Regions from separate parts of the Homo sapiens genome. Here region 1 is linked to region 2. Evidence: chromatin contacts called from ENCODE Hi-C or POLR2A ChIA-PET data. All regions are on one chromosome and are shown on one strand. The core of a region is the stretch at or near the end of the contact, and the rest is flanking DNA. Distances in the headings are between cores, read along the strand shown. Region 1 overlaps TM9SF2 (transmembrane 9 superfamily member 2). Region 2 overlaps STK24 (serine/threonine kinase 24).

Region 1 (2,700 bases), core at 11-2,510, 1.0 Mb before region 2:
ATTTTTAGTAGAAAGACGGGGTTTCACTATATTGGCCAGTCTGGTCTCAAACTCCTGACCTTGTCATCCACCCGCCTTGGCCTCCCAAAGTGCTAGGATTACAGGCATGAGCCACCATGCCCGGCCAGAAAAACTGGTTTTTAAGCAATTACTGTATTTAGAAAGTATTTTCTACTTGAAAATTTTCAGTTAACACTTACATAGAGTCACAAAGGTCATAATTAAAATCTGTGTCCCGGATCCTAGAAAGACTGATAGCAGCATCCCTTTTCTTGGAGGACGGAATATATCACCATGAACAAGTTTCCAGCCAAATTCTTCCTGGGCATCTTCCTAAAAGGGGAATGAAATCAGTTCGATTGTCTCATGGTATCAACAAGACAACTATAGACAGTTTGTTCACTGTTGAATATGCTGTTACAGAAAACAGGTTTTTTTTAAACTTAAAAATGTTAGTACCTATTTCAATTTTGAAGAATACAGCTTGACTCATGGAGCTTAATATGGCTTTGCTGAACTGTCTTATATGTCAGTTTCTTAAATTTATGACATTAAGGTCTACAAATATACTTATTGAGAAACTTTACAAAGACAATGTGATTGCTACCTAATTCTACTCTAAGTCAAGCTTTGTGATCTGACTTGATGACGATTTTTAGTCACATTCTATCCTCTTCATCCTACTCTTAATGATCTCCACAATAAGCAAATGGCATTAGCTCTCATATTCTAGCTACTTTGCTAATACAGTAAGCATGGATGTAAACATTCATTGAGCACCAACTATAAGCTCGGCTCTGTTTAAAACACCAGATACCACAGTGAGTGTAACAGAAAAATTCCTACTCTCAGGAGTACATGATCTCATTGGGAAGGCAGACAATAAACAAAATAAGTCAGGAAAGTATACTGTACATTAGATGGTAATAAGCGCTGTACAGAAAAACAGGATGTATGGGTGTGTGCAGGACAGGATGTAACATATGTGATGGCTGGGAGGGGTTCAATGGGAAGATCACATTTTGTAAAGATCGGAGGGAGGTAAGGGAACTAGCCATGTAAATGAGGGGCAGACCTTCTTAGCAGATAAAACAGTGAGCTTCGTGAAGGCTCTGAGGTGGAAACCTATGTCTGCCTGGTCTGAGGAACAGCAAGGTAGCCGGCACAGGTGCAGCAGAGTGCTGAGGTAACGTGGGGCCTTAGAAGCCACTGTAAAGCCTCTGACTCTTGCTCTGACTGAACAGAAGTCCCTGGAGGGCCGTGCTCAAGAGTGAAATGATCTGACTTCTGTTTGAGCAGTTTCACTCTGACTGCTGTGCTAAGAGATGGGAAGTAGGACAGGGTTGTGGAAGCAGAGTCACCACTGGCCTGGTTCCACATGGCAACGCTGTGCAAATTAAGATAAAACTCCATTAACAGCAATTATGTGGAACAGCCAATTATAAACAGAGTATTTTAAAATCATTTTAATATTTAATAAGACATAAAATCAATAAAAATCATAGGAAAGAGACTATAGAGTACAAACGTTAAAAGCTTATGAATATTCATATATATTTTCCCCAATCAGAACAGGTCAGAGAGGTTGGGGGACAGGAGGCTGAAGAAGCTGGGGGAAGAGAATACAATAAAAACCTGAGTTTTTTGCATTCATTCCAAATTACTGTGATTCTTGTGAAAATTCTTTTATTATGCTGCCATGAAATGAAGAGTAGAAAATGTGTAACACTGTGCAACTTAAAAAGTTTGAGACTAAAGAGGCTGGAACATGCAATTATTTTAAATATATCAAAAGGTTGAAATGATACAAATTTGTTAAGATTAATTTTAAAAAATTAACCACACAAATAAAAATTGCTTAGGAGTTATTCCATTCAACTTTGTGGTTTCACAAACAGGTATGTGTCAGGGATGGAGAAACCTTACAGAGTTGTAACTGTGCACCTACACCCCACGCTGCACCAGTCCATTCCCACACAGGAGGCTGTGAACAGGTCAGCTCCCAAGGCTGTGCTGACTCCATTTCTATTTTTTTTTTTTTTTTTTGAGACAGAGTCTTGCTCTGTTGCCAGGCTGGAGTGCAGTGGCACGATCTTGGCTCACTGCAGCCTCCGCCTCCTGGGTTCAAGCAATTCTCCTGCCTCAGCCTCCCGAGGTAGCTGGGGCTACAGGTCCCCACCACCACACCCAGCTAATTTTTGTGTTTTTAGGAGAGATGGGGTTTCACCATGTTGGTCAGGCTGGTCTTGAACTCCTGACCTCAGGTGATCCGCCCACCCCGGCCTCCCAAAGTGCTGGGATTACAGGTGTGAGCCACCGCGCCCAGCCAAGAATATTAATTCTTAAGTATCACTTTCTTATTTGAAAATGTGAATTCAAGATAACTTTTGAGAAGAATTTTTTTGTTTTTGTTTTTGTTTTTTGAAGAATGTTTTAAAAGCAGATTCTAAAGCTATTATTTTACCTTTTTGCAAAATAACAATAAACAGTGTCCTTGGCAGACTAAAGACTAAAATGTTTCCACTTACCGTAGAGTCCATCTGATTATATCTAGCAATATCTTTGTGCAGTGTCCGTAACATAATCATAGCTACCATTCCAGATAAGAAGAGAACAATGACCAGGGAATTCATAATGCTGTAGAAATAAGCACATCATGAGTAATCTGTAGCTTAATCCTAGGAACAGTAAAACTCTTTT
Region 2 (2,700 bases), core at 158-2,657:
TGTGCCATTGTACCCCAGCCTGGGTAACAGAGTGAGACACTGTCTATCTCTTTTATTAGTAAGGAAAAAATACTACCGTGTGGTTGTTCGGAATAGCCTTACCAGCTAAATGCCTGGTTTAGCTGTGGGTTTTTGTTTCTGTGTTTAAGTAAAAAAATAAAAACCTTTACCGATCTACAATTCACCCACTTAAAATATACAATTCAAGAGTTTCTGGTATATCACAGAGCGGTGCAGCCATCACCACAATTTTAGAACATTTCATCCCCTCGAAAGATACTCTACCCATCATCATTCACTTCCCATTTCTTCCCAGATTCCCGAGTCTCCTTTCTGTCTCTATAGATTTGCGTATTCTGGACACCTCATATAAGTGTAATTATAGAACATGTGTCCTGTTGTGTCTGGTTTGTTTCACGCGGCATGTTTTCAAGGGCTCTGTTGCAGCATGTGTCAATAGCTCTTTTTATTGCTGAATAATGTTCCATTCTGTGGATAGACCACACTTTGTTATCTATTTATCAGTTGGTGGATATTTGGGTTTTTATTTTTTGGCTGTTGTGAATACTGTTCCCATGAACATTCGTGTACAAGTTTTTGTGTGGATATGTTTTCCTTTCTTTTGGATGTATTACTTGGGAGTGGGGTTATTGGGTCAAATGTGTTTTGGGAGCCCCCATCTGAATTGGGTTCCAGTATCAGAGTAGCTAGCGACCCTTCCCTAAGGGGAACTGAAAGGCAGCTGGATGTGGGTGATGACCGTGTGCCTTTCACAGGATGCTTCTTTTACCTGGTGGATGGGCTCACGCATAATGGTCTGAGCCCCGACTCGGGAAACTTGTTTATACTGACGGACACCCCTGTGGGTCTTGTCTGACTACCTGGCCATCATTCTGGTGCTGGGAGTCCAACCTTGTTTGCTCCCACACGTCCTGGGGTAATGTGGTTGGTTCTTCGGATGGAGGGTACAGAGTCCGTACACCATCACAACAGGAAGCAAGTTCAAACATATATTTTAGAAGATGCTTTTGAAAAATGGCTACATAATGATTGTACAGATATCTGAGGTACATGTGATATTTTGATATTACATATAATATGTCGTGGTCAAATCCAAGTTCAAAGACTTATTACTTACATATCCTGGGCAGGAGGCAGTCCTCTGTCCTGGGTTACACAAGGCAAGAATGAAGAGTCAGGCAGAGAGAGAGAGCGACAGAGAGAGTGTGCACAACTGGCAGTATACATTATATAAGAGGGAACAGGGCGTGGGGCTCTGTAAGTTCTCGGGCAGGCCTGAGTGTTCTGTTTAAAGGAAGCAGATGGAACATGGGGAGCTCAGTCTGCTGGGTGTAGGAGATGCCTCTAAGTTCTTATCTTGGCCAGCGAGCTGGGCCTTTTGGGTGTGGTCTAGAACTGGAGACCGTGTCAAGGGTGACTAAGCCCTGCTTCTGGTATGAGAAAGTTAAACTTGTATTCAAAATGGATGCCAAGGCAACATAAAATTTGAAGAGTTTACTGTAATATACAAATTTTATGTTTAACCTTTTGAGGAACTGGTTTTTTTTTTTGTTTTTGAGGAACTGTTGAGACTGTTTTCAGTAGTGGCTTATGTTCTCATGGTAGTGAATGAAGGTTTCAATTTCCCCTTGTTTGTTTTTTTAAAATTGTGTTAAGCAGTATCTCATGGTTTTCACATGCATTTCCCTCATGACTAATCATGGCTAATTGTGTTGAGCATGGTTTGTCTACGTTCTTGGCAACATTGATACTATAAAACTTTCTTTCACCAATCTCTTAGCTATAACAGTATTTTATGTTTATTTCCATTTCTATTAATCATAACTTTGAGCATCTATGTATGTTCTTAACCATTAGGATTATTCTGTTGAATTCATATCTCCTAGGAAGTTTTCTATAGTTTAATGTGTTTATTACATGTGATTATCAAATTCCCTTTCAATTTTCTAGTCAGGAAATAATTGTCTGATAATTAGGCTTATGAAGTATTGTGAAACTAAAAAAGGGTGCCCAAAACTATATGTTTTGGCCTGGTAGCCACATTACAAATTAATTCATTACAAATTATTTCTAGTCTGTGAACAGGAGCTCTTGTGAGTCTCACCAGCGCTAGTCACATTCCTCAAGCTTGACCATCCCTTTGAGAACTGATGAAACAGCTTTGAAATTGGCAAAGCTGAAGAATGGACTTCAAAGCAGAGAAGGTGTGAATTGTTTTAAGTGGGAGCTTCATGGGAATAAAATATGAGGCGTGGCCCTGAAGGTTAGTTTGTGGTATGTTACAAAGTTAACTCATTCTGATTTAAGACCACCTTTTCTGAGAGTTAGGGGAAAGTGCTTTTTCTCTCTGCCATAGCTCGTATGGCATGGAACCAGACACTGTGTACACAGACATGCCCCTGGCCCCTTTAAAATACCCCCTGTTCCTCCCACCCTCACTTTCCCGGACAATAGCAATAAGTTTACCAAGAAAGATCTCATCTTCTGTCCCAACAGAAATTCTAAGTAGCATTTCTGCTCTCCAGTGGGGCTTGTGGTGTAAGTTGCATTTAAATTGGCATTCTTTTCTGCTGACCCTGAAAGGCTAGTGGTTTACTTGTAGGCAAATACTCTTGCTGTTTATTAACATACATTCTTCTGTGAAATTTCCTACTATGTTTCTTGTCTCTTAGTGTTGGT

The links. Hi-C counts contacts between places; a loop is a spot of excess contacts on that map. ChIA-PET counts read pairs that join two places held with the same protein, here RNA polymerase II (POLR2A). Pooled maps may share reads with other maps.
Region 1: a map with no recorded cell type shows a loop between it and region 2 (9-fold over the local background). The contact joins two enhancer-like sites. A Hi-C loop is called at or near these places in 1 of 37 single-sample maps with no recorded cell type and 2 of 50 pooled maps. POLR2A ChIA-PET finds 5 or more read pairs at or near these places in 2 of 52 experiments (H1 and activated T-cell).

The regions. Positions count from the first base shown.
Region 1 is chr13:99,541,496-99,544,195 of GRCh38, reverse strand. It overlaps TM9SF2 (transmembrane 9 superfamily member 2), which reads right to left. Exons shown (of 17, transcript NM_004800.3): 9 at 2,529-2,637; 10 at 201-333. Among named protein-coding and RNA genes, the nearest start is that of LINC01039, 34 kb to the left of the region's middle. RefSeq lists an enhancer at 886-945 and a silencer at 1,296-1,365. Within about 2 kb of position 1,260, at least 7 of the 41 ENCODE cell types and tissues checked have a DNase peak (open chromatin) inside an H3K27ac peak, as active enhancers do.
Region 2 is chr13:98,508,363-98,511,062 of GRCh38, reverse strand. The region is part of intron 2 of STK24 (serine/threonine kinase 24); the gene reads left to right. Among named protein-coding and RNA genes, the nearest start is that of STK24, 67 kb to the left of the region's middle. Within about 2 kb of position 1,407, at least 29 of the 41 ENCODE cell types and tissues checked have a DNase peak (open chromatin) inside an H3K27ac peak, as active enhancers do.